Linked DNA regions of Mus musculus: all the other regions are linked to region 7. A link is a loop called in an ENCODE intact Hi-C map of the cell type or tissue named here. Cell type or tissue: left cerebral cortex. All regions are shown on one strand.

What was found. Hi-C counts contacts between places; a loop is a spot of excess contacts. Peaks named below come from ENCODE experiments on the same cell type or tissue, not always from the same donor. Only the 100,000 strongest peaks of a DNase experiment are listed, where the experiment ranks them.
Region 1: it touches region 7 in a loop (5-fold over the local background); 28 of 42 quality-filtered maps call a loop at or near these places.
Region 2: a loop joins it to region 7, with 3 times the contacts of the local background. A loop is called at or near these places in 4 of 42 quality-filtered maps.
Region 3: a loop joins it to region 7, with 3 times the contacts of the local background. A loop is called at or near these places in 5 of 42 quality-filtered maps.
Region 4: a loop joins it to region 7, with 4 times the contacts of the local background. A loop is called at or near these places in 4 of 42 quality-filtered maps.
Region 5: a loop joins it to region 7, with 2.5 times the contacts of the local background. A loop is called at or near these places in 2 of 42 quality-filtered maps.
Region 6: it touches region 7 in a loop (10-fold over the local background); 40 of 42 quality-filtered maps call a loop at or near these places.

Annotation. Positions count from the first base shown.
Region 1 is chr1:192,584,422-192,588,421 of GRCm38, forward strand. The region is part of intron 10 of Hhat (hedgehog acyltransferase); the gene reads right to left. Among named protein-coding and RNA genes, the nearest start is that of Gm31011, 70 kb to the left of the region's middle. In left cerebral cortex, no CTCF peak of the experiment used is centred here; DNase peaks (open chromatin) are centred at 2,387 and 3,216; H3K27ac peaks cover 2,405 bases.
Region 2 is chr1:192,419,971-192,423,970 of GRCm38, forward strand. All of the region lies in intron 9 of Kcnh1 (potassium voltage-gated channel, subfamily H (eag-related), member 1), which reads left to right. Among named protein-coding and RNA genes, the nearest start is that of Gm31011, 94 kb to the right of the region's middle. In left cerebral cortex, no CTCF peak of the experiment used is centred here; DNase peaks (open chromatin) are centred at 1,610 and 1,917; H3K27ac peaks cover 1,541 bases.
Region 3 is chr1:192,333,085-192,337,084 of GRCm38, forward strand. All of the region lies in intron 6 of Kcnh1 (potassium voltage-gated channel, subfamily H (eag-related), member 1), which reads left to right. Among named protein-coding and RNA genes, the nearest start is that of Kcnh1, 140 kb to the left of the region's middle. In left cerebral cortex, no CTCF peak of the experiment used is centred here; DNase peaks (open chromatin) are centred at 1,866 and 3,128; H3K27ac peaks cover 2,020 bases.
Region 4 is chr1:192,448,296-192,452,295 of GRCm38, forward strand. All of the region lies in intron 10 of Kcnh1 (potassium voltage-gated channel, subfamily H (eag-related), member 1), which reads left to right. Among named protein-coding and RNA genes, the nearest start is that of Gm31011, 66 kb to the right of the region's middle. In left cerebral cortex, no CTCF peak of the experiment used is centred here; DNase peaks (open chromatin) are centred at 430, 1,640, 2,481, 3,673 and 1 more place; H3K27ac peaks cover 3,699 bases.
Region 5 is chr1:192,265,018-192,269,017 of GRCm38, forward strand. All of the region lies in intron 5 of Kcnh1 (potassium voltage-gated channel, subfamily H (eag-related), member 1), which reads left to right. Among named protein-coding and RNA genes, the nearest start is that of Kcnh1, 76 kb to the left of the region's middle. In left cerebral cortex, no CTCF peak of the experiment used is centred here; a DNase peak (open chromatin) is centred at 2,114; H3K27ac peaks cover 1,969 bases.
Region 6 is chr1:192,710,001-192,714,000 of GRCm38, forward strand. All of the region lies in intron 7 of Hhat (hedgehog acyltransferase), which reads right to left. Among named protein-coding and RNA genes, the nearest start is that of Gm22265, 34 kb to the right of the region's middle. In left cerebral cortex, a CTCF peak has its summit at 2,155 (motif pointing left); a DNase peak (open chromatin) is centred at 2,152.
Region 7 is chr1:192,188,228-192,192,227 of GRCm38, forward strand. Kcnh1 (potassium voltage-gated channel, subfamily H (eag-related), member 1) reads left to right here and starts at 2,550. Exons shown (of 11, transcript NM_001038607.2): 1 at 2,550-2,859. The coding sequence starts at 2,781. In left cerebral cortex, CTCF peaks have their summits at 1,001 and 2,453; DNase peaks (open chromatin) are centred at 1,024, 2,485, 3,025, 3,263 and 1 more place; H3K4me3 peaks cover 1,852 bases; H3K27ac peaks cover 1,408 bases.

The DNA.
Region 1 (4,000 bases), 400 kb after region 7:
AGCAGGTAAGAAAAGTCAAGCCAGTGTTATAAGACAGAAGATGAGGAGTCCATATAGCCAAAATACCCAAATATTAGTTCCCCAAGAGAAGAAAAACATTTATACACAGGACAGGAGGTGGCACAGACAGGACATGCTCCACAGAAGAAAACAGGGAGCTTGTAAAAGATCTGGGCAGTGAGCACGGTGCCCTCCTCTTCCAAGCCCACACAATGAAGGTCACCTGCTTTAGGGTCTCTCTATTCCTGCAACAAAACACTATGACCAAAAAGCAAGTTGGGGAGGAAAGGGTTTGTCCAGCTTATGCTTTCATATTACTATTCATCACTGAAGGATATGGGGATAGGAACTCAACAAACAGGTCAGGAACCTGGGGACAGGGGCTGATAAAGAGGCTATGAGGGAGCCTGCTTACAGGATTGCTCTCCATGGCTTGCTCAACCTCCTTTCTTATAGAACCCAGGACCACCAGCCCAAGAATGGTACCACCCACAATGGGCTGAGCCCTACCCCATCAATCACTAATTATGAAAATGCCCTACTGGCCTGTTTATGATCCTATCTTATGGAGGCATTTTCTTAAATAATGTTCCCTCTTTCAGATAATTTTAGCTTGTGTCAAGATGACATAAAACTATCCAGCAAACACCCTCTCCCCCACCCCCGCCCAGATAAACTGTACCTGAGAAACTCTAAACCGAGGAAGTTATAGGTGCTATGAAATTTGAGAACAGAAAAAAAAATGTGCATCAAAGTATCTAGAAAGAAAACAGTGGATACAAAGAAACAAGAACAGAAGTGTCATTTCCCAACAGCAAAGGTAAAAGACACAAGACACAGAACTTCAACAACTGCCAGAGAAATTGCAACAAAACCCCATATCAGATACCAACTGTGTGAGGTAAAAGAAGACAGTTTTAAAGACACAAAAGGTCTCTTGAATGTATTTCCCAGCATTCTTCTCTAAGAAAGATACTAAAGGGTGTGTCCCAGCAAATCACCCAGTAGGGTGTGTGTGGAGTACAGCTGGAGTACAGTGGCAAGCTGTCCCTGGGCAACAGGAACAGGATGTAGCAAGGAGACAGGAAGATCAGACATCTGACAGACAGCAGGTCTAAAGGGCAGTGGTACCCACAGAAAGAGGAGATAAGAGCTTCAGGAAGGGCCATCAGAAGTCAGCTGACCATCTGACCATGGGGATTTCCATCTGAGGGAGTTTGCACTCCAACAGGAGAGTCTGGAAAGAAGTAGTGATGGCAACCTGGTCAGTCCAGCAAAGAGGATACAAGCTGAGGTGGGGAGCAGGCCAACAATGTTTCCATCCTGGCAGACTCCACTGGTAACAATGTAAACACACTGAGAGACAGGGAAATACATCTCACCCAGAAACCCACTGCCTCTATAGGTCAAAGGTAACGAATGAGTTAGTATAGATTTTTTTAAAATGGGTGTAAAAACGGGAAAACTAAGAGAATTCAAAGTTACTGTTAGGGAATGGATGTGGGAGTTGGGGGTGTGACATCTGTGATATCACACCCTCACTGAACAACACCTCTTGTCAAGTAGAGCCAGCAGACATCATGGTGGTTCCCTAAGAGTCTGTCTCCTGGTGATATGACAGCCATTCAGTTTGTACAAGTTCACACTATAAAGTTCACATCATTATAAAATATCTACATCTCCATCCTTAAGTTACATGTGACTATCTGCCTCTGTGAGCCCCAATTCACTTAGATTGATCTTTCAGATTAGTTATCTCATCCACAACTGTGTGGGCCTACAATTAAAGTTCAAGTTTTGGAGCCTTGAGAGAGAGCTTTGAGGGTCAAGTGCTTGTCATGCGAGTGAAACATTCTAAGTTTAGATCCCCAGAACCTATGTAAGAGGCTGGGCACAGCATTGCCTGTGACCTCTGCACTGGGAAAGCAGTGATAGGGCAGGGGGTTGAGCCTGACAGCAAGCCAGCCTTGCCAAACTGGTGAGCTCCTGGTTCAGGGAGAGACTCTGTCTCAAAAACTAAGGCATATACCCAGCATGGTCCTCTAGAATCCACATGCACATACACTCATATGTGCATGAGTAAATACATTCAGAAATACACCTCTCTCTCTCTCTCTCTCTCTCTCTCTCTCTCTCTCTCTCTCTCTCACACACACACACACACACATACACACAGAGAGAGAGAGAGAGAGAGAGAGAGAGAGACATCACACACAACACACACATCACACACACATCACATACATGGCTCACACACATCACTTACACACACATCACATCACACACATACTTTATAACTTGTTCAAGAGCTGGAATGTCACTTAGTCACTTAATGTGCACAAGCAGCCAAGACACGCAGAGCAGATGGTCATGTGCTTCATATGGGGTAGGAGGGACTTATCCAGGAATATCATTTGTGTCTGAAATTTAGGATGCTCCGAGGAGATCACATAGAACTGCATTCAACTTCCACAGAGTAGAGCTAAATACTTGCCTTTCCCTGTCTCCAGTCCCCTCAACTGTGAACCTCGAGTATGAACCGACCTAGAAGGGCTGAAGCAATTATTAAGTATAACACTTTGAAAGAACCCCAGTCAGTGTCCATCTTGTCTCATCTGTAATCAAAGCTGGGAGCTACAACAGCCCCAGGTATCTTGTCCCTCAGAATGACAACTCTACCCTCCAACCTCCGACACAAATAAGATATGTGAGTCCACCCTGCTAGTCTTCCTCTGACTGAACCACAGTACAGGCTCTCTGTGCAGAAGTAGAAACCATAGTATACACAGCACAGGTGTCACCCTCAGAGGAGACAAGAAGCAGTGACTTCCATTGCTGCTTTTCTGTGCTCCTGTATACTGATGAGTAAGTCTCATGACATATATGCCTTATCCTTCACCTTCCCCTCACAGGGCAAGAATGTTTTCTTATCATGGCATTGCACCAACAATGCCATTACTCCAACACCATCACTTTCAAGAGCACAGCCAGCTTGGTGAAGGCCCTGCATCTTTTATACTGTGGTCTTTTCTGTCACCCTCATAAGAGACAGTCAAGGGTCATTCTGTCATTGACTCCAACCTGCTACAGGAACAGGGCCAACAGCAGAGGAAACAAGACTCAACTTAAAGCGCGTTCTTCACTTTGTGTGGGTAGCTACAGGCACGCGGCTGCCAGCCCAGCTCATCTCAAACAAGGCCAGCAGCTGCTCGGCGTGCTTTTTTAAGCGGAGTTTATTTCTAGGTCTTTGGAGAGATGTGAGACACTTTAGAAGGATTTTATTTTAGGAGTCCTATGCTCCGTGCCTTCTCAAAGCTTTAAAATGAGCACTCAAACATGCAATACACACAGAAGCGCAGCACACACACATATAAACACATAAAAATATACTGCACTTAGTATGAGCATATTACTTAGGGAATAAGCAAAGGGCCCAACAACAGGAATCTTGGCGGCTCCAGCCCTGCTGTTTCCAGTAGATAATTTGAATTTGGAGGGTAAGAAAAGAGACTCAGCCTTAGGAAGGAAACCCAGAGAGAGCTTTCAGTGGGTATGTTACAAGAGCTTTTTTCCCCCATGAGGCACTGCTCTGCAAGTCTGTGTTTCGCTCTCAGCTAGGACAACAGTGGCAGGAGAGCAGGAGACCTGTCCTGCTGTAGCTGAGCTGGTGGGAAAAGGAGCTGAAGCCACAAGTCAGTCTTCCAGGAGAAACCAGATGCTGTCCTAAAGCCTCCCTCCAGGGCAGCCTCAGCAAAGGGAAGTCTATGGAGGCTGACATATCTGAGCTGAAGGGGAATTGTTCTCAGAGTTCTACCTGTAAACCAGAGAGGGTGAGACCTGGGCTTCGGATTGCCACTGAGAAGAAAATACATAGGCAACGGTTTGCACAGCCGTTTCCAGCTTTATTAATGATGCCATGGTGGGGAGACCACAGACGGGGCACCAACCAGTCATGCCCACCAAGGAACATGCTGTTTATAAGAATAGGCCTGCTCTAGCC
Region 2 (4,000 bases), 230 kb after region 7:
TGCAGATGCATCCTCATTGAACCATGCAAACTGGCTTTATTGCTCTCAGTCTCTAAGTGAGACAGTTGAAGTTCAGAGAGTCAAGTGTTTGAGGCCCACGGGGTCCCATCCCAGCAACCTCAAGACCTTCTGCTCCCACCAGACTTGTGAAGTCCTATTTCAGTATCCCTCTGTGTTCAGCCTCTCTATTCCTGCCCAGCTTTAAAATTGAAATACTGATGATTAATGAGATAAGTGGGGTTGGGATGCTGCAGGTACTGCTGCAGATTGTGGAGGTATGTTTTATGTTCAGTGCATGGTTGATTTCCCAGAAAAGTGAGATGGGTGGTACGAAGTTAAAGTGATGTTAGAATGAAGAGGCTGACTGCATATGAAGTTACTGCGATGTTAGAATGAAGAAGAGGCTGACTATGTGTGAAGTTACTGTGATAGAATGAAGAAGAGGCTGACTATGTGTGAAGTTACTGCGATGTTAGAATGAAGAAGAGGCTGACTATGTGTGAAGTTACTGTGATGTTAGAATGAAGAAGAGGCTGACTATGTGTGAAGTTACTGTGATGTTAGAATGAAGAAGAGGCTGACTATGTGTGAAGTTACTGCGATGTTAGAATGAAGAAGAGGCTGACTATGTGTGAAGTTACTGTGATGTTAGAATGAAGAAGAGGTTGACTATGTGTGAAGTTAATGTGATGTTAGAATGAAGAAGAGGCTGACTATGTAGAGATGGATGAAACTTTTAAAACCTAATTTTGCTCCTGTCTGATTTTGGAGTACCCAAAGCATGGCTTCCTTCTTGTTCCTGGGGCACTTTGTCAACTTGCCCTCTTGGCTATACTGTGCTCAGGGTAACCCAAGGATGATGTATACTCCTTCAGCATTTGCTGGAAAATGGTAAGGGAAGCCTGTTGAGTCTGGGTTGGAGCTGAAGTGTATCTGGTCTGCTGGGTACCATGGTGCCTACAGAGCCCAACAGCCTAGTCCTGGCTTCTCCTCACTCCCTCCTCTCAGAGACCTGAGGTTGTGGGCCAAACACAGGAACAGTGAAGACATTGTTGTAAAGTATCTGAAGGAAAGGGGTTCTTATCTCTGCCTTTAAATTCACCAGTGAGGACATTGGGCTAGCCAGGATTCTTGCACAGCTAAGATTAACCACTGACCAATCCTTTGAATTTGGATTAGATGTAACCCTTTGGAGTCAGGCATCTTGTACCAACTTCCCCACAGATTATTTAAGCTTTTGAAAAAAATCCATCCTGAGGCCCAGCACTATCTCTCGTGTGCTCACGATAAGGGATTTTTAATGCCCCACCATAGACACCAGTACGATAGACTTGGGCATGGAAGGATGATAGCCTGAAGCGAGATGAGAAGGACAAACAACCCCTTCTCCCTTCCTCCCCTGCACACCGGCCTTCTTACGAGGCAGCGACTTCATAACCTTGTTGATTTGACTAGTTACTGCTTCTCCAAATCTAGCCCTCTGGGCATCCAGCCTGCTCCAGTTAGCGCATAGTTAGACTTCAAATATAGCTCAGCAGCTTTGGATTAAACGTGTTGGTTGCTCTCAAGATGTCCAGACTAGAAAAAGTCTCCTCTGTGCTTCCAAGAGCCAGATTGAGCCCCCAAAGTAGGTCCAGGCTCGATATCCTACGTTAACTTGCCAAGAGACTCTTAGTCTATAAAAGGACTTGACAAGTTCTTTGAGCCAACCTGTCCTTTAGGCCATGAGGCATACAACATTCCAAGCTGTTTGTTCCCTGGAAACACCCACCTGGATCTTTTTAAAATTCCTTTCTCCTTAGAATCACTTTTGTTCAATGAACTGCAATCAGTTTCTTCCTGAAGGGTTTGAGCATCACATGGGACTGAGAACTAGACCTTCATTGTCCTCCGATGCCCTTTAGCGCAGTCTCACCCAGTGCTGTTGAGCAGATGCTGTCAGGAGTGGGTTGCTGTGGTAGACCAAATCTTATCCCAGCCCTCAAGAGCTGCCTGTGGAGCACGTGACTCTAGACAGCTTCCCCTATGCACATCGAGGGCTACAGAGCATGAGTAGCTATCGAGCAGTGCTGTGTGCCCAGTGCTCCGGTAATGAAGGGAAATATACCAGTGTTCATGCCAGAGGCTACAGAGAAAATGCTGGGACACAGCTGCCCATGCCGTCAGACTCCAATCTTACCAGTTCAGTCACTTATAACCTGCTAGCGTGGTTCCTCCCTCCAATTCGATTATCCCACCCCCATTCTCTGTTTAATTTAAGTGCAGACTCCAAGAATGAGAAGGGACAGTGATCAGAACTGAGTGGGCTTAGCATGTGCCCAAAATAGAATCCCTCCCCTCCCCACTTGCTAAAACCTTATAGACTTTTGGTGACAGCAGCCACAATATAAAATGCTAATTACATTGCTAACTGATGAGCGTACATGTAAAACCCAGCATTTGTCCTGTTGAAGGAAATGCAGTCTGGTGGTTCTATTAGAGTCTGTTGCCTTTCATTTAAAAAAAAATGAATATAGTAACCTAATAAATTGGTTTATGGAGCTGATCAAAGGTTGCATTTAGAAAGTGTGCCTCCCCCAAGCCATGGCAGCCACTCTCTGATAGAAAGCACACTGTTCCCCAAAGACAAAGATCATGGCGGCACTCCCTTCTGACTTCCTTCTGGAATTCTTTTAGAAACCTCTTACCAGCTTCTCAGATGTAGTCTTTGTCCTTTTTACATGTGGGGTTCTTTTTTTTTTTTTTTTTTTTTGCTTTATCATGATATTTATTTTTAATTAAACCAACCCCTTCTTCTTCTTACTTCTACTCTTCCCATGCCTAACATCCCCATCCCAGCACAGGGCAGTTCAGTCCCATCCCCATAGCCTCACTGCGTGTCCTCATAGGATGGCATGTAGGTCCTCAGGTTACTGCTTGCTCTGAGATGCCTTCGTGCATTTGCTGAGTTGGAAGGCCACTTTGCCTTTGCCTGGATAAGGTGCTCCTTTGGGCCATTGTTCTAGGTTGGATATTTAGCAGCATCTGCTGTCATCGAGGATCATGGTGGTGTTTTCTTCAGGGGACAGAATAAGCCTTGTCTTAGAGAACCATTGTGCTGAACTGAGACAGATGCTTAGTGACAATGTGCACAGGGGGCTCACTCTGTCCCTCTCTTGAAGCAAGCAGGCAGATAAATGCTCACAGAGAAGGCAGAGCCTTCTGAGAGCTTGGAAGGCCCCAAGAAGTGTGGTAGGCTGAGCATTGGGGTAGAAAAGCAGCAGGGTTTCTAGGGGTACTGGAGGGAGTGTGAGTGTGAGTGGCAGGCTCAGGCCAGTGTGAGTGGAACTGTCCATGCCTGTTCCGTCAGCTCAGTGTGCACGGGGCTTTGCCAGCCTGTTGCACTGTGATATCAAGAGCACTAAAGCCTTGATTGTCATTTCATGTATGGTTGGACATCGCCAACCTTAGCTATGGAGTAGGAGAGGTGAGGCACATAGAAAAGGAAACGAGACAGGAACCCATAAGCAGGGGCCTTTTATGAACTTCACTTCAGCCATATGATGTTGTTAATTTTTGACATTTGTTTGGAGCCATTGATCAGCAGGGGACCCTTCCCAGTGATTGACAGACCAAGCCATGAGGTCTTTGCCTTGGTGGTGGCTGGAAAGATGGAATCAGATGAGGTCAGGAATGGGTCAGCTGTGAGGAGGGGACTTGTGTGGTGGGTCATCCAAGCCAGCACGTGAACTGGAACCCAGAGCTGCAGTGATAGTGGTGAAATGCAGCAAGGCTGGTGTGGACGTCACTGTGTCATCATGAGAAATGGGGCACTAGCAAGTGAAGTATGATGTCATGAGAGCTGTGATCCAAAAGCACTGAAGAGTGGGGCTGAGGGACATGTGAGGTCGCCGTGGCTCATGACAGACAAAGAGCGCTGAGGTACAGTTAGAACAAATGGAGAAGGCCCACAAGGAACATTTGAATTACATAGAAACAGTGAATGACTATTAACGTGAAT
Region 3 (4,000 bases), 140 kb after region 7:
TCAGTGCCTGGAGGGCTAATGTAAGAAATCACATCTCTCATTGGCACTGTCCTTCTAGACCCAAGAACGTGTCAGTCTACAGCAGAGCAACAGAGTGTGGCATGCCCTTTACACCCCAGGGTGCTTTACCATTGCTTCTGTCTGGAGCTTGTTTTTCTTAGACCATCTCATGGCTCACACCCTGTCTCCTGTGGGCCCTTGCCTTGATGCCACGGCCTCCTAAGTGACATTGGCTGGCCACCTTCCTGCTACTTCTGTGCGTAGGTCGTGCCTGCTCTGTTAGCATACCGTCATGTAGCAGCTCTTACTTTAGAGTTTTATCCTATTATCTGTCTCTCTTAATTAAAAATTCTAGGAGGGTGAAGGTCTGGGTCAGGTTTGTCACTTGTCTGTCTCCAGTGCTTGAAGTGTGAGTGGGAACTCCATAAGCATTTGCTAAGCTTGGTGTGGTTCAGACCTCTCATCCTACCTACTTGGGGGACTGAGGCAGAAGGATTCCAAGTTGAAGGCTTCTCTGACCTGCAGAATAAGTCCAAGGCCAGCCTGGACAGCGTGGTGAGATTCCACCACAAGATAAAAAGTGAAAGGAAGCTGAGGTGTGGGGTGCAAACTGTGCCACCCTGTTCTGCCTGAAGCTCCTCCCATCCCTCCAACCTGTTTGAAGAATGAATGAATGAAATGCCATTCACAGGGCCCGGTGGAGGACACAGTTTCCTGGGGGAAGGCAGTACTTATTGTTTGAGTGCTAAGTCACTCTTGTTTGGAAAGATGCAAGTATGGAGCTTAAAACTCGCTGTTCTTAACTTCAGAGTGTGAGGGAGGGAGGGTAACAGGGAAGGCCAGTGCTGACAGAAAGCCTGGTGAGCCGGTGCCAGGCAGGCATAGTCCATTGAGATGCAGATCTTAGACCTTACCACATGAAGGTGAGGAAGCACGAGACAGAGAAGGGCAGGTGAAGGGGTCTCCAAGCAATATTGAGTAGAAGATGATAACAAAAATTATATTTATATTTCTAATTTGGCATGGCTGCCATCGTGTTCCGGAGCAGATGTGGGATTCTGGTGGAACTATCAAAACAGAAGAAACCAAAAACCAAAACAAAAAACCAGCATTTCAATAATGTGATGAGACTTTAGTGTCTATATCTACAGTAGAAAAATAATGATAGAAGAGACATTGGTGAGTCTAGTTAGATGAGAGGCCAGGGGGCTGGAGAGGTGGCTCAATGTGTAACAGAGATTGCTGCACAAACATAAGGCCCCAAGTTTGGATCCCAGCACTCACATGGAGAACACCAGGTGTGGATGGCTGCACACACCTGTAACCCAGCACAGACGAATCACTGGGGCTTCCTGGCTGCTTGTCTTGCTCCAGCTTTAGTTAGAGACCCTGTCTCAAAGGAGTAAAGCAGAGAGTGGTTGGTTGATCAGGACACCTGATTCCCTCCTCTGGCCTCAGCAGACATCACACGTGTGCATAACTCCCACCCACCCATCTACCCCCCACACACATATACACACACTCACACACACACACACACTTTCACATGCACACATACACACACTTATGCATGCATGCACACACACACACATACAAACACACACAGAGGCATACATATCTAATTAAATGAGAAGCTAGGGGCTAGAGAGATGGCTTAATGGGTAAGAGAGGAGAGCCATACAAACGAGGCTCCAAGTTCCGATCCTAGCACTCACATGAAGGACACACACACACTCACACACACACACACACACACACACACACACACACACACTCACATACACATTCACACAAGGTGAGGTAAGACAAATCTAATGAGTCATTTGTGTGGGCTGCTCATTTAAGTAAATCTTGAAAACTTGCATACCATGAGTCTGAAGCCTGCAGACTGTCCACTTCAGTCACATTCATCAGTGATATCACAGAGGAGCCACCGAGATGTCCAGAATCTGCCTCCCATCAAGGATGAACTCAGTAGCTTCTATTCCTGCTGCTCTGTTCTTCTTGACCCACCTGGGAACACCCAGCTTTTCCTAATGCCAAAATTCCATAAAGCATCCAGGAAACTACTTGCACCGTGAGATGGTTTTAGGCTGTGAGGAGCCTCTGGAGTAGCCTGGTTCTTAAGCATATGGCCCCGTCATGTTTTAATGTACTCAAAGGAAAAAGAAGTTTGGAGTGTTCCGTTTTATTTATCCCATGAACTAAGCTACAGGAAAGTAGGGATGTGGGGGAGCGAAACTAATAATACCAGGATTCCAGCTGCTAATGTGATAAAAGAGGATTTGCACAACCGCTGAGAAACAACATGCTGCTGTACAGAGACACAGCAATGCAGTTCCAGACCCTCCTTAAAGAAAGGAGGAGAAAGTATGCCCTGACCTCAGACCCTGACCTCAGACTCTTCCTGAGCATGTGCTGTGTGCTACACTTGCCGTGGTAAATTAGATTCCAAAATGGGGGCTGCTGACGCTGCTCAAACCACTTGCTTCTAACATGCATGGCAGGTGACTCCTGTATTTGGGAAGATGTACTTCCTGGTGATGTTTTGGGAACAATATCACAGGAGATCATGTGTAGTGGTAATGGACACAGAATACTGTGGACTTGAGGAGGAGTTGGGGATGGGGTCTGACTTAGGGTCATCATGGAAGTCCCTTGGTAGAGTCAGTGACAACCAGAAGGATGGTTAGATTTTTAACAGATGGCAAGTTATAGGTCAGGCCTTCTGGGCTGAGAGGCTGGTCCAAGGAGGTGCCACATGTGTCTACCTATCATGTGGCTGTTGGGAGTATAGCTAGAGGATAGCTTGGCCTCTGAGAACTGAGTGAATGTATTGTGGTGGCCACTGTGATGGAAGAGGAAGGGCCAGGGACGTGGAAGGTGGATGAGAAAGGCGGTGCAGGCACTGGTAGCTGAAAGGATGCCTGTGGTGGAGGCAGAGCCATGGGAGGTCAAAGGGAAGAGCCAAGGAGAGGCAGACTGCCTTTGGGGACTTCTGGTCTACCTAGTGTTGTTTTTGTGAGCTGTATATGAACTAGGAAAAATGAGAAGGCAGTTTTACCCTGGAAAGCATGCTTTTCTCTGAACTGGGACCCTCAGGAGGAGGTGGCATGTGGGTGGCTGCGTACATGGTGCTTGATTTCTGACTCACTCCAAAGACTCCTTTGCCTCCCAAAATAATCTCCTTCATGGCGGCTGCAGATGCTGCTCACTCCGTAAGCTAGAATCCTCAGCTAGGGTGCAGAGAGAGAGACCCCTGTGGAGCAAGATCGTACCCTACCCTATCAGCTGACTGAATCTAAGTATGAGGGCTGTGTCCACTCTTTCCGTGTGGCAGAGTCGACCACAGCAGAGGGAGGAGACTGAGAACTTCCGTGCTGATGGTGAACGTTGTTAGTGGATAAGAAACCATCACATCTGTTGCAGGTTCTATGACTGTGATGCTTGTTTATTTGTCCTGCTGTTTATTTACTTTCTAGTACTGAAAATCAAAGTTAGGCGTTCACACAAGGTGTGTGTACCACCATGCTTGGCATCTCAATGAACTTTAATTGCAATTATTTTTTCCCTAATAAGTCAAAGTAATGAAAGTGACAGAAATTAGATAAATATATGCATTTATGACAAAGTAGGTAAAAATAGAACAAAACAGCCTGTGGTTCCTGATTGCTTTCTAATATACACATATTTATTTGCTTATGTGCAATGTAGTGTGGTTATATAATTCATTGCCACATGAAATAAATATGCTACAACTTGAATATTTCATATTATATAATATGAAATATTATACAACCCTTGAAAGTTTTCTTAAAATAACTAATGGTATGGAAAGTATATATTTGTTTTTTTCATGTGTAATAATTCTACTTGTTTTGTTTATTTTTCAAGCAAGCCATAAAACACTAAATAGAAATCGCTATTCCATACACCTTGGAATGGAGTTCTGATTTTGAAGGGCTGGAGAGATGGCTGAGCAGTTAAGAGCTTTTATTGC
Region 4 (4,000 bases), 260 kb after region 7:
TCAGGCGCCAGCTCTAATTCTCTCTCCTGCTTTCACCCTTCTCCAAGGTTCCAGAAAGCTCTGCCCAGGAGACTCCTGCTGGCCCTGATCATACTCTCACTCTTCCTCCAGGGAGGGGAGGAGAGTGTTTCCACTGTGGAGTTAAGCAGACCCACTTGCACTGAGCATTTGTTGTGCTGGATTGTGGGCTGGACTTGGGTTCTGCCCATGTCTGCCCCTAGAACAAGTTCTGAGCTGAATCTGGTTAATTATGAAATGAGAAAGCTGAGTTCTTATATCTTCACCAGCCTTACATGCTAATGATCTTCCTATCCTGTTTGCTCCAGAGAGCAGAAAATCCAGACACCACAGCAAAGGGGCCCTGGAGCAGGCCTCTGAGACTCATCCTGAGTTGGCACTCTCTCCACACCTGTCCCTGCTTGACTTGCAGGCTCTGTCTCTATCCCCTATAATCCTATCCTGGCCAAGCCAAAATAAGATTCCACCTACAGCTCAACAGATTTTAAAGTACAGTTGGAAGACCGTGATTCCTTTCCTGTGACTTGGCTTAAAAAATTAAATATTTTGGAGGAAGGTTAAATTCCTAAGCCTTTTCTGGGCTCTGTTTCCACCACAACCTAAACTATATCTAGTTTTACCTGCTGTGTCCCAAACAAGTTTGCCAGGGCTTGTGTTGCTGGGTTTTAAGTGTAGCTGAGTCTCAGCTATGGACTGGCTTTTCTGACTTAGAATGGGCAATACTCAAGAGAGTCTCCCCTTGAGAAACAGCTCCATGTTCTACCCAGGACCTTAGTGTCAGGGTAGGAAAAGGCTTTCCAGCCAACTGACCCTGCAAACCTTTACTTCCCCCTGCCCTGCCTTGTGTATTGCCTGCCTCCCTATGGTTCCTGAGAGCCAAGCCCATCATCTGTGTGCCTGCTAAGGTACACTTTCCTGTCCTCTCCTCTGCCTGTGCCTTCAGTTCTGACAGAGAGTAGACTCTGCAGAGGGCCAGTCACGCAGCATCACCACCACACCCCTGGATGCTTGTTAGAAATGCTAACCTTTGCTGCCTCCCCTGACCAGGTGAGCTAGGATCTGCTGTTTAAGAAGGTCCCAGCTGATGTGTGTGCACATGAGAGATTGAGAGACAGAGGTTGACAGAAATAACTGGGATGGAGGCAGCTCCCCATGTCAGTGTTGATGGGGAGGTTGTCAAGGCTCTGAATTAGGATATCCAGAGCTGCTCACCTTGCTGCAGCCACAGAGGTGATGGTAGGCTAATGGAAAGGACCTGCAATCTAAAGCTGGGGCGTGGGTGCTAGATCTGGGCTTGCCACATACTGCTACCTCCTGACCCTGAGCCTCTGGTTCCACATATGAAAAACAGGAACACTACTGGGGAAATAAAACATATAAAAGTGTCTTGTCCAAATATCAAAGTGTGTGTGTGCATGCACACAAAGGCACACACACGTGCTTGACTGCTAAGGAGGAACTGAAACTCTGTCCTGTTTGGGTTCTTATGTAAGGGCAGAGTGCCACTCAGGTGGCATTTGATGGGGACAAGAGACCACAAATTTCCAAGGGCCGAGCCTCCAGGCAAGGCCAGACCTAGCTATCACAGTTGGATGGACAAAAGGAGGATTAACAGACAGAGGGAAGAGCAGAGACTGGAAGCTGGAGCCAGCCAGTGCTGGGTGGGGAGGCTGTGAACAGGAGGTATCCAGTTGGCAGGCAGAAACCTGAGGCAGCAGAAACAATTAGAACAGGTTGGGTGTGACCAGGGCAAAGAATTCAGGCCTGAAGCTCAGACAAAAGCTAAGAAGTAGCTCAAGTGAGCTAATACAGAAAGTTCTGGGGGATTGCAGGGTAAGAAACCCAGCCAGAGAGGATGGGCAGGTGGCCAAAATGCTTAGTTCACTCCCAGTGAATCCTTGTTATGAAGAGTGGCGTCTCTTTGGGGGGAAGGAATGACAGATCAGCCTTGAGTGGCCACCTCTGTGAAGCAACATGCTTGGGCAATGTGTTTACCAGGATTGTGTAACTAACACTACACCACAACAGTGTCTCTCAATTGGTTCTTTTATCACTGTCCCCAAGTAATATGTTTCTCTGCAACATGAAACCATCCATGTGTTAGGTACAGAACTATAACAGCTCCATGGAATGGAGGGTTTGTTTTTTTTTTTTTTTTTTTCTTTCTTGGTCTCTTAAACTGATTGGCTGTGAGCTGTTCAGAAGCTGATTAGCTGAGATATACAGAAGCCAATTAATTGGCTGTGAGGTGTACAGAAGCTGATTGGCTGTGAGGTATGCAGAAGCTGATTGGCTGAGATGTGCAGAAGCTGATTGGCTGTGAGATGTGCAGAAGCTGACTAATTGGCTGTGAGATGTACAGAAGCTGATGATTGGCTGTGAGATGTGCAGAAGCTGATTGGCTGTGAGCAGAAGCTGACTGATTGGCTGTGAGATGTACAGTTGTTTTTTGATGACTCATGCTAGGCATAAAGATGTGTCCATGGCATAAGAGAGCTCAGAAATGTCCCTTCCACTCCCAGCCATCCTCTCATGAGATTCTTCAGGCATTTGGGACATGGGAGCATGTGGTGATCAGGTTCCTCTTGGCTTCCTGTACCTCCCACATGATACTCACCTCAAGACCTAGCTTCACATGCTCAAAGCTGTGCCCCTCAATAGTGAAAATGAAGCCACACAATGAGCAGAAGCCAAAGCACAGGTTGTGGGGCCTGACACAGCCCCCTACCAAGTGCACACACTGAGTGTGAAGCTGACTGCTCTCTGGTCCCTGATCAAGGAGTGTCTCAGCAATGAATAAGATGCATGGCTCTGCCCCCTACCCTGTCCCTTGCTTCTCCAGCTTTCTCTTTGATACTCAGGGAAGCCTTTCACACTTCCTTAACATCTCTGCTATCCATCTATTGCTGATCCAGGAGACCCCCCAATGCTATGCAGAGTCCATAGGCACCCTTTCTTTGTACCCTTCTTCAGAAAACCCCAGTGTGTCCTCTGCCTCGGACCTGGAAGGGTCATGTGATTCATAGTCTACAATACGAAACTCTAGCTTGCTGCCATCCCAAGAAAGGAGAAGAGTATAAGGACTGGTCTCCAAGTGCACACATATGGTTCAGAGGGCTGTATTTGAAGGCACAAGTTGCTGTGGGACCATTCAGACACTTGACCCTGACCCTTGACCACACCTCCAGAGCCTGAGTTTCTTCATACTAAAGGAGAGAAACCACATCCCTGCCTCCCTGTTGAAGCTGTGAAGAGGGTTAAGTAAGAACTCAAAGGAGGAGCACACGTTGTTAAAACTGCCTTAGCAAAAAGTACATCCCTAGCCTTGCCTCAGAGTGCAGTGAGCCAGGGCATGTGTGTGCACCCCAATAGGTGCAATTTGAATGGAACAAAAAGGCATGGAGGAGGGAGCCCCTGGAGTTGGGCACCATGATAGCCCTAAAGGCCTTGGTTTCTGCACTGTGTTCAGCAGCAATAGCATTGATTAGACCCCGGGGTATTATATTTGTGAGGGACTAGCACACCCAGCTCCTCCCTGTGTGTCTCTGCTGGGTCCCCCTCCCCGTTCATTTGCCAACTCTCTCCCAGTGTTGGATTCTCTCCCAGAAGCTGGCTTCTGGCTGCATGGTCACCATGGTTTTCCTTCTGAGTCCTGCTTCTGTTCCCAGGGTCTGCCTTGAAAATCCTAGAATTGACAGCTGCAGAGGAACAAGCACCTGAGTGCTTGCCCAGACATCCAGCTCTGCTTGGAGGGAGGAGGGTGGTGTGTAGAAACGCCCCAGAGGAGGTGAGACATTTACCTGGGCGTGTTTCCTGAACAGAAGGAAGATGGGGAGACCCTTGCTAATGCATGCCCCTGCTTGCTATCTCCTTATCCCAGACTTACGGCTTTCCAATCTGGTGACCACATCTTCTCAGTTGTCATGCATGGACTTTTTAGCTACTTTTAGGAACAAGAGGCCATCTGGAAACATAGTTTGGG
Region 5 (4,000 bases), 77 kb after region 7:
GAAACTCAAAATGGCCAAGCTCAAAGGAAAGAAAAATAGAAGGACAGTTTCCACAGGCTTCAGGAAGGGAGGACAGAAGACTTATGGTCTCAGTTACAGGGTATCCTGGGGATCTGCCATAGCTGTGCCCATAGCTGACTATACTGAATTATACACTTAAAGTTTCCATAGAAGATGGAGCCGGGGATGCAGTTGTAAGAATGAGCAGGAGCGCTGTGAATAGATCCCGAGTCATGTTTGTTTGGTGACAGAGGTAGTGGCCCTTGGTGACAGATTAGTTCTCATGAAGGGAGATCTGAGCTGCTTGTCTCTGTGGTCCAAGGGCTGGAGAGAGTAGAGAGAAACAGAGTGTTTCAAGAAGGGAGAAGTGTGTGGGCGGGGCGATGGCCAGCAGATAGTGCTTGCTGTGCAAGAGTGAGGCAGAGTTCAGATCCCCTGAACCGATGTAAAAGCCGGGAAGGCATGGTGGTTGCCTGTAATGCCAGCACTCTGGAGGCAGAGACAGATGATCCCTGGGGCTACAGCTAGCTAACTTGTGAGCTCTGGGCTAGTCTGAGAGACTCTGCCTCAAATGTGTAGAGAAATTGAGGAAGATACTCAAGGCAAACTCCACATGCATGTATATCTTTGTCACCCATCCTGCACACTTGAACATACACACACACACACACACACACACACACACACAGAGAGAGAGAGAGAGAGAGAGAGAGAGAGAGAGAGAATGAGAGAGTCTAATTTAGCCTCATGGCAATTGCTGATGACCTTGGCAGTCTCTAGAGACTGAAGGCAGTGATCAGATAAGATATGAGGCTGGTACTTGAGAGCAAAAAGTGAAGGCACTGACTCCTCTTCAAAGAGTCTGGCTACAAAGGGAAGCAGCCAAAAAAAAAAAAAAAAAAAAAAAAAAAGGAAGTTGACTTGTGTCTGAGATGTGATGGAAAGAACTTGTGTCCACAGAAAGGTTAAGGGGAAGGATGGGGAAGCATCATGGGAAGGCATGGGGGTGAGACACCGGAGCAGGTAGGAGAAGATGAGGCTCAGAGCAGGTGGAGGGGTTAGCCTTTGATAGGGAGGATGCCCTCTACTGAAGCAGGAGGAGGGGTGAGTGTAGGGCCAGTGTATAGACTTGTGACTGCTGAAAGATGCAGAGTCTCTTGGTTCAGCTTTAGCTGAAACCATGAGCCAAGATTGACAGCTAAGCTAAAAGGCTAAAAGGCTGAGCATAGGAAATCACAGCCTCTTACCCATCTGAGCAAAACCACTCAGTACGATGTCATTTTCTTGACTCCCTTCTATGTGGGTTGATGACTCTTAAGGGGGACACAGACTCAGGCCAACCTAGCTGGTTTGGTGACTTGATGGTTGGTTTTAACTGTTAATTTGCCACAACCTATAATCACTTGGGGGAAAAAAAACTTTCAAATGAAGAATAATCTATGTCAGGATGGCCTGTGGGGGTGTCTATGGGAGATTGTTCATTGGTATAGGAAGCCCCATTTCACCGTGGGTTCCTAGGCAGAGGGGCATTGTATAGGAGCAGACAAAGCTGGAAGAGAGCCAGCAGGGCAGCGTGGATGTATTTGCTTCTGTTCTTGACTGTGGATAGAGAGTGAGCTGCTGCCACCTTGACCTCTCTACTGCAATGGCCCATGGCCTGGCAGTGTCACCTCATGAAGTCTTTTATTCCTGATGTTGCTTTTGGTCACAGTGTGTTTTTAATTATACCAATAGAAATGCAGCTAGGACCAGGACCTTAATGAGATGTTCTGGAGAAGGTCAACCCTGGGAGGGGAGATGGTACCTTCAACTGGGAGCCTGGGTTTCTTAGGAGAGTTGACACACAATAGAAGAAGAAATATTGAATCTGAAAACCGGATTTGTGGTCAGGTGTCCTTCCTGTAGACTGCAGTAAGGCTAAGAGCAAACCTTTCACCTTTGTGATCTACTTCCCAGCCTGGGTGTGAGTGACATGCCTTCTCATGTCCTGGGGCTTCCGGATGATGAACGTGTGTGTCACTGTTGCACGAGGTGTCTAGAGCAGAGTGTGACTTGCACACGCAGAGCTGGCAGCCTGCCGCCCACATCTCCTTTCTTTCCTCAGCCCTGCTGTGATGTAGGGTGAGTCATTTTCCCCTCCATTGCATTGAGCCTCTGCCTCCCCATTCCTATCACTCTCATAGGCAGACTGTGGGGGTTTAAAAAGTGCAGCAGAGAACTCCAGGATGAAGAACACTAGAGGAATGTGATGGATGGGCCCATCTGGCTTTCTGAGCACTGTCTTCTTTTGGGCGGGAGCTTACCCAGCCCTGTCCATGTAGGACAGTTGAGAGCACCTAGGACCTGCCTTGCTTGGATGTCCTGCAGAGAGGATGGAGAGAGCATGAGCCAGTGATACTACACTAGGAGAAATGGCATCTGCCTTAGAGGACCTCATCCTGGCTGAGGGAGTCATTGGACCAAGCTTGTGAACAGTACTGAGCATGGAGCCAGGACATGCACTTAGATACAAGCCTACCCTTAGGAAGTGGGTTGTGTAGTTTAATGTCAATTTGACACAAGCTAGAGTCATCTGAGAGGAGCGTACCTCTCAATTGAGAAACCATCTTTATAACATCCAGCTATAAGTAGGTACGAAGGACATATTTTCTTAATTAGTGATTAATGAGGGATGGCCCAGCCCATTGTGAGTGATGCCATCCTTGGGATGGTAGCCCTGGGTTCTATAAGAAAGCAGGGTGAGCAAGCCATGAGGAACAAGCCAGTAAGCAGCACCCCTCCATGGCTTCTCATCAGCTCCTGCCTTCAGGTTCCTGTCCCAACTTCCTTTGATGAAGAACAGTGATATGGAAGTATAAGCCAAAAAGCCATTTCCTCCCCAAGTTGCTTTGCTCATGGTGTTTCATCACAGCACTAGACACCCTAATCGGGTTAGGAAGTATGGTAGAAAGGCCGCTAGCTCTCTGCCCCCCTAATCTTGACTCATACAGACTGACCACAGGAAGATACTAGAAACACCTGCCCATACTGCTGAGGGCAGAGAAGTTGGTAGGAGCACTGTGTTATGGTTCTAGGACTTGCAGACCAGCTCATTCTAGATGAGCATCTTGCTCTCCATACTGGGACAAGCTTGTAGAAAGCACTGAGTGTGGAACTAGAGCCAGGCAAGGTCTACATACCCGCTCTAACTCTGAGCCCAGAAGATGCATGTTGTGTGTGTGCGTATGTGTGTGTGTGTGTGTGTGTGTGCATGTGTGTACGCACATGCGCGTGTGTCATGTGTGCGTGTGTGCGTGTATGTGTGTGTGAAGGTCAAAGGTCAACCTCAGTTGTCATTCCTAAAGTACTGTTGTCCCGTCCCCCCCCCATTGGCTTTCATTGGCTTGGCTCTGAGCAGGCAAGGCTGGCTAGGCAGCAAGCTTCAGAGATCTTTTTGTCTTTCCTCTCCAGTGTTGGGATTACATGAATGAATCACCAGGTTTGACTTCTCTGTGAGGGTTTTGGACTCTGAATTTAGGTCCTCATGCTTGCGCAGGTAGCACATTGGAGACTTACTTATCTCCCCAGCTCCCCTAAGCCCCAGAGACAGAGAATGACATACTGAAGGACCCGCATGAGGCGAGGCTTCGATGGGTCAAAGCTGTTACTGTACTTCCTGCCGGGAATCCATTGCCATGTTCACCTCCTGGGGAGGAAGGTGATCAATCTCGTGGAGTTTTCTGATCAATATGAATAATCAGTCACTTGTCGCTGTAGTTACTATAAATGGCGATTGTAGCCAGATAGCTTACTGGATGTAAAATGGTCTCTTGGTCAGGAAATTTTCTTAAGGGTATTGATTTTCTGTAAATAAAGTGCTTGCTCTACAGAATTCCATGTTATTTCTGCTTTTCACAATGTCATGATGATGTTAAGAGTTCACAGCAGAGTGACATACGCAAGAGCCTAAGTCGGATGCTTGGATCTGTCTCAAGCAATCCTTCATAGCTTTCTCCACAGG
Region 6 (4,000 bases), 520 kb after region 7:
TGAACCCAAGGCTACCAGCCCAGGGATGGTCCCACCCACAATGGATTGGGCCCTCCCACTTTGATCACTAATTGAGAAAATGTCTTACAGCTGGATCTCATGGAGGCATTTCCTCAAGAGAGGCTCCTTTCTCTGTGATAACTCCAGCTTGTGTCAAGTTGACACACAAACCAGCCAGTACAACTGTCATTTTTTAAATTTTAATTAAAAGAAAAGATCTCACAAAATAACAGGACACACACCCAGCCAAGCAAGCCTCTGGGAGATAATGTGGGACAAGAAGAGAGTTGTGCACACAGCCAAGTATGCTGAGACTCTGAAAAGTAAATTTTCAACTGAAGCTTTGCCCAGGAGAGGTGATGTGCAAAATCTATGGCAAAAGAACTGAAAATGTGCAAAATGAACGGATTCTATTGTGTATCCTTCACGGAAGCAAGACTTCTTCCACAAAGGGAAATATCTTCCCAGCATAGCTGATAACTTCAGACATCCCATTTCAATTCTGCTTAAAGGGAAGATTTGCCTATTTCATATGTCTAAGAAATTATCTGTAATCCAGGTCTCTAGGGCTCAAGCAACAAAAACCATGACGTCCTGAGGGCTGTTGGGGGAAGGGGAGATGGTAGCAGGGACTAGCTGGTGTTAGGTGGAAACCAATACCCCTTCCAATGACATGTCAGGAGGGCATCTCTTCTGATCTGCAAGCGTGCACTATGAAATTACCCTCTCACCACATGGAATAGCCATAGCTGACCAGCCAAGCTACTCGGTAGTAAATTCCAGAGAACCTTTATGTTCACACTGCAGTAATCTTAAATAACCTTAAGATTCTAATCCAAAGAGAGAATGTATATAAAAAATAAATTCAGCCATATCTTAACAAGCCTTTAAGTGTTCAACATTTCAAAAGGACGGAAGAGGAAAGGGGCCTGTGCTGTCTGCCGAACATTTGTGTCCTCGTTTTTTTTTTTTTTTTTTCAAAACAACTATCAAGTGTCTCCCTTCTCAAGATGTCACAGAGTTAGCAAGAGCAAGTGGATGTCTTTGAGGCATTCCACTCTGATGGGCACACAGATAGCACAACCCTGAGCCACCAAACCCTGGACAGTTCGCCCATAGGAGACAGGTGTGTCTCCGCTCCACCCACACCAGTGCACAGGTAAGGCCTTGAAAGAGGTGCCAGTACACCCCAGGCATTTTGCTTCCTCTGTCACTAAGAACTGGACTCCCTCTTGTCCACCCTTAAACACTCTGCCAAAGCTCCTTTCTCACAATGCCCCCTCCTGTCTTGAATGCCTGGATCTATCATGCATTCACTATGAGACACTGTTCAATAACAACCTCAAGAAACGGGTTTTTGGAGCTCTTCTCAAGAAAAGCCAGACGCTGCCTCCTTTGCTCCCCTTGATCTCAGGCTATGCCAAACCGAATGGTTCCAGTTGGCCATTCTGTGCCTTCCTAAAAGAGTGGAGTTCAGAAGAAAACAGGCATGTCTTCTGGAGATACTATTGGAGTACTGTGGACAAATGTCAGGGTCCCCAATTAGAAATAAAGGGACTGGGAAGCTCTCACTGCTAACACCAGTGACTGCCACGTCTGCAATCTCTACGTAAAAGCGTGTCCTGCTTGAAATCTATAAACTTGAGAAAATTGAAATACAGATTTTCACTAGAGAATTGTTGATTTTACTGGGGAATTTCGTGAAAAGGAGTCTAAAATCCCAACATGAGGACATTTGGGTACAACTTGAAAGCTGGGATGAGAATGGATATTCTCCTCTCTCTCTCTCTCTCTCTCTCTCTCTCTCCTTCTCTCCCCTCCTACCCCCTCTCTCTCCCTCTCCCTCTCTCTGTCACACACACACACACACACACATACATGTCCACATCATATGCATACACACACACGTACAGGCATATACACATATATATGCATGCATATATACTCATACACACATGTACACTCACACATGCATGCATATACTCATACATAACACCCATATACATACACTTATACACACACCACCACCACCACCACATCAATATACTTTGTCGACTTCTAAGGAGAGGCCAAATATTAAGCTAATAAAATTTTATCTTGATTGCTAGAATTTTTCATCTAAAGACTAGTGAGCTTCTACTGCCACCTCCTGGCCATTTCTGGTATGTGCTCCCTGAACCTCTAATTCAGATACTCGTGCCCCCTCTGTCCCTTCCTGTCCCTTTTCTCTCTCCCTCTTCCCTCTCTCCCTCTTCCTCTCTCTCCCTCTTCCTCTCTCTATACCTCCTCCCCTTTCCTTCTCTCTTCCTCTCTCTACCAGGAAAGGGCTGAGATAAATGTTATATCACCTTCCAGATGCAGCTGTGCTACCTGAATGGGGCTGCGTGTCCAGGAATTGGCGCACATTGATGCTGCCCTCCAGCCAGGAGCCTAGCACTGCTCTGGTGGTCCGTGTACTGACATACAGGGCTGTGCAGGTCCATAGAGATTGCAGACATGGCCGTCTTTGGAGGCACCAACTGGTACTTCCTTAATTTTTATTTTATCTTATTTATTTTTCTGTGTATGGTGGTTGGCTGTGTGTATGTATGTATTCCACATGTGTGCCTGGTACCTGTGGAAGCCAGAAGAGGACATTGGCCTCCTGGAACTGGAGTTACAGATGATTATGAGCCACCCTGTGAGTGCCAGGAATCAAACCTATGTCTTGTTCATTTATAACTAAACACCAATGTGTTTAGTTATAAATCAGTGGTTCTTCCAAGATAACAATTTGCAATCACAAGGTTATAACTAAAAGTCACATGTTCAGACCCCAAACATGCTTGTAAACACATGGTGTGTGTGTGTGTGTATGTGTGTGTGTGTGTGTGTGTGTGTGTGTGTGTGTGTGTGTGTGTGGCGTGTACCCGTGCACATGTAGGGGCACACAAGCTAACACGTGCATACCTAAAGGTCAGAGGAGGACATCCAGTGTACCCCTGAGACAGGGTCTCTCACTGAACCGGGAGCTCACCACATCTTTTGTTAGAGTGACTGGCTAACAAGCCCCAGCAATCCTCGGGACTCTGCATGCTTCTCCCCACAGTGCCAGGGTGAAGGTACAGGGAACCTCATGGGGCTTTTTATATATGATGGAGATCCGAGTTCAGGGCCTGGTGCTTACACTATCAGCAGCTGGGCCATCCCCAGTCCTGGAAAAGCTGCTTATAACAACAGGGGTGTGTGCCTGACCAAGTGCACTGCTCACACTTAACAAGCACCTGTAGAGTCAACCGGCTCACTCCTGTTGGAGGTGCTGGGCTGCTGTGGTGAAGAAGACCAAGGAAGTTCCTCCCATTTGCAGCTTATCTGTGTGGTGTGGGGCAGAGAAAGCAAGGAAGTTTCAGGTCAGACAAGCCCTGTGCTGAGAACCTGGAGGGTGCGGGAACATAGGGAGGCCGTTTCTGTTCGGGTCACAAGGAAAGCGTCTATGGGGGAGTGACATTTAAATTCAATGGGAGTGATGAGAGGTCAGACAGGAAAGGGTGTTCCACCTGGAAGGAACAGCTAATGAAAACACCCAGGTGAGGCCACACCAGCTGTGTTTAAAGATGTGCCCAGCGTGGGAACCACGGAGGCAAGGAGAGAGGCTGAAGGACAGACAAACAGACATGACAGAGACCAAAGGACATGGCACCGGGTTTAGGAAGTGTGGTCTGCTTGAGAAGCAAAGGGATGCTGAAGCTGCCTGGATGTCGGGAACAGGCCTGGCTGTTGGGAACATGAGGCCACACCTTTCTACAACAGAAAGGTGGAAGTCCCAATCAGTGCATTCCTCACAGACGGTTTTAACTCGACATGTTTCCATAAACAGACATGCGTTTGAAAGACTTCAACATAACTTATCTCTAAGAAGGGAAAGGCCCCTCCCATCTGAGCACACACAGTGTAAGTGACAGGTTCATAACCTGCAGTCACAGCTAATGGGGTCTCTGCAGGGCTCTCACGGATCCCCGGG
Region 7 (4,000 bases):
GTGTCATGGCCACAGCTGCACATCCTTCCCCTGTCATTAGGTTCAGGCTGGAGTCCCAGTGAGGCAGCTCTGCCCCAGCACTGACTCAGGGTGAGCCGAGCGAGTATCACAGGGTTTCCTGTGAGTATAACTACTGGATCCTCTGCTTATAAGCTCAATAGAGACGTGGTGTGTGTGTGTGTGTGTCTGTTTCCATCTCTGTCTGTCTCTGTCTGTGTGTATTTGTGTCTGTGCTTCAAAACAAGGTTTCTTGTGTGTCCAGGCTGGCTTCAGACATGCCATGTGTTCTATGAATGATGGGGCAGGAGCAGCCTCCTCCTGTAAGTCTCAGGAAAGAATTGGACTGTTCCTTCAGTCAGAGGAGCCAAGGACCAGCCAGATACAGGGTACCGTTGGGTGTGCTTTCAAAGACCCAAAGAACTCTCTCAATGTGATTAAAGATTGTTGATGTTTTAGTGTAGTTTTTGTGTGCCATGGGAATCACTCTCTGAAAAGGTGTATACACACATCTGCTTTGAGACCCACAGAAATGGCATACTTCATATGGGAAGCTTACTCCTGAGCTCCTTTTAACAGGTAGCCCACCAAGGCTCTCACCTCAAACGAATGACACCTGTTCCTTTTTATCTAAGCCACAGAGTAGGAGGGAAATTTTATGGTCTCTCTCTGTCAGATGCCTCTCCCCACCCCACAACCCCCATTGTTTTCACTTCCACAAACAGGTGCATGATCTTGATTGAAGGGTCTCTCTCTCTCTCTCTCTCTCTCTCTCTCTCTCTCTCTCTCTCTCTCTCTCTCACACACACACACACACACACACACACACACACAATCATGTAAAGCTACCCCTTGAGCACTTTCCATCATGCATGGCACAGCTGTAAGATCTTGCCTTATTCAAAGGAACCTACTCAAATGAAGTGGGTAGCCATCAAAATCAAGTTCTCTTTGAGTAGTTTACCTCATTTGTAATAGAACAAAGAACCACTAGACGGAGCCAGTGTTTAAGAAATCACAGCTCTAACCTGCAGGGAGCCGTTATCCAGTGGGAGAGATGCAGCTTTACCTTCAAGTCATAGCACACACCAGTCCTGCCGAGCCATCTTCTGCTGGCAGGAGCGTTGCTTGAGTTATATCCACACAGATAGATGAAAGGTGACATTTATAATGGCCCAATTAATTTAGTCACTCTGAAAATGACATTTGATTTGGCACTTATTTTTTTTTTTTTCAGACAGATTTTGTGAGTTTGAGTGTTTTGCCTGCATGTTTGTACGTGTACTATGCACATGCTTGGTGCCTGAAGAAGTCAGACTAGGGCATCAAATGGTCTGGAACTGAAATTTCAGATGGCTTTGGCCTACTGTGAACTAAACGCAGGTCTCCTGCAAGAGTGCTCTCAGGTGCTGAGCCATCTTTGCAGACCTCCCGCACAGAACTTTAAAGTCAGGATCCCCCCCCCCCCCCCCCCGTCTATTCTCCGCAGTGCTCGACCACTCAGAGAATGCCTGGAAGGAATTGGCTCTGCTTCTGAGATTAAAAAATTGAGACAGTGTGTCTTTGCGAACCATTAAGGTGTTTCCGGAGGTGAGCCCCGGCGTCACGGGCTTCAGCGGCGGGTTTATCTTTGCATTTTATTTTGAATCTTTGTCCAGTTGGAAACTAACCAGTCAAGTAGCAATGCATCCTTCTGTGGGCATTGTCTCAGTCCCCCGCCACACGCACAGCACAACGACAGGTACACATTATGTGCAGTTGGAACACCCCCTCTTCCTTCAGTGAACAAGAGGTCCAAGTCATTTCTACCTGCTGTGAAGCCGCACCTGCTTCACCTGTGCCTTGTGGATGCTTCTCCAAGCCACAGCTATGGCTGTTTAATTAAAATCTGATGTACTTTTACTTTGGGAAGCTTTCAGAAGTAGCCCTCCTCTTTGATGCTGGACAGCCAGTTCCCGTTTTTTGTTTTTTTTTTTGTTTTTTTCACCTTACACACAAATCTTAAGAGATTGTACTGTAGCTGGAAACCCCGATGTGCCAACTCATGTTTTGTTGTTTTTCTTTTTTGGTAAAATGATTGCTCTGTAAGAGAAGACGCCAAACAGGTGAAAGCCATTTATCAACTGAGGAGGCTGCAGGCACATTGATGGTAAAGACAAACCAAAACGGCTCCTGGGAGCTGAATCTGGCAGTCACTCTGTAAGTTGTTGCCCTTAGACACTTGGTTGGTTAATTCTGGGGAAGCTGGATAGACATGCAGCTCATGCTGTTTGCAGAGCCTGAAGGTTCTGACTCCGATCTGACACCGCGTAAAGAAAGAGTCTTCTTGTGACCTTTTCGGGTGTGTGTGTGTATGTGACTTTACCAATAAAGCTGCTCACCGTGCTCTGCACACCCCAGGCACACTCTGGATAACACTTCCCGCTGCACCCAGAGGGTGCCGCTCCGGTTCCAGCCTCACCCCGTGGCTCTTGGTTACGGCTGTGTCCCCGAGGGATGCGCGCACGGTAGGGGGCGCCCTGGACCGGCTGGCTCCCTCCGCCCACGGGAGGCGGCCGCGGCGCACCGAGCCCGGGGCACTCGAGCGCACACCCGGGCGGGCCGCAGCGGGGAGGTGCGGAGCGCAGCGAGGGCGGCAGCGGGAGCCAGCCGCCGCCCCTGCGCTCCGGGGCTGCGGAGCGCATGGGGCGCGTGGAGCCAGGAACGCTTGCGGGCTGCGCACCCGGCCGCCTGCTGCGGTGAGACACGGCGCCGGACGCCCCCAGAGTCCGGCAGTCGGGAGGATGACCATGGCTGGCGGCCGGCGGGGACTAGTGGCCCCGCAGAACACGTTTCTGGAGAACATCGTGCGGCGGTCCAACGGTAAGAACTGCCTTTGGATTTCTGTCGCCCAGGTGGGTTTTGATTTTTTTTTTTTTTTTTTTTTTTTCTGAGTGCGGTGATTGCAGACGCCTCCCGCCTGGTGCCAACAGATGCGGGGGCATCCCGGAGCTCCGCTCACCAGCTTCTCTTGCCTGCGGGCCTGGGAGGTGGGCAGGGCTGGAGGGGGTCTAGTGTGCCCCATCTCTGGAGGAGAGATCTCTAGCCTACGCCTTTGGGGCCTTTTCCCGCGCCCTCCCGCTGTCCTCTCCAGGAAAGCCTGGCATTTGGTGAGAAAAGTCATGCGAAAAGTGGCTGCAGGCTGGCCACCTTCAAGCACTGCGCTCCTGATGCGCACTGGCCGCCTCCCCGCGGAGGCTCCCCGGGAGTCCTGAGGAGCAGGGAGGCCAGAGGTAGCAGCAGAGCTGGGCTACTGGTCCTGGCCCTGTTCGGGTGCAGGGACGTTGCCAACTCCACCTTCCATCCCTTAAGCAGGAAAGTCTGACCAGAAGAAACCCTTTGGCAGGGCTGTCTTATGCACCCTCGCCAACCAGCTAGAGCAAATGGCTCACGAAGGTCCGATGGTTTTTCTGGACTCAGCCGGGGAAACAGAGGGAACTAAGTGGTCCCGGGTACAAATTTGGCATCTATTGTCTCTTTTAAACCCTCCCAATCTTGTCCTCCATCACAAGCCGATTCATTACCCAAGAAACCTGTGCACAAGCACGAGGTTTTTGTAGCTGGGAGGAGAGAGTCCTACTATGACTGATGGAAGGGGAATAATTTTCGACACCTTTTTACTCAGAGATTGCAGTTTCCTATGGTTTATTAGCATGAAGCCCAGAAGGCGAAAAGTCCTCAGAGTAGCGATCCAAAGGGAGCTATCCAAACCTTTCCGACCCACAGCTTGCACATACAGTCCTGGAGATGGGGAGTTGCTGCATACACCTGTTCACCAGGCTACCCAATTCTGAGATCCCCCTAGCAGACTTCTGGGCCCCTCTCCTTCCAGAAGCAGGCGACTCTCTCCGTTGGAGAGGCTGTGGGGACCTAACTCAAGAGCTGGGTTTTGCCAGTGTAAACATGGCGTGCAGCCTTGGAACTTGGGTTGATAGTGATGAGCTTCCAGCTGAATTCAGTTAGG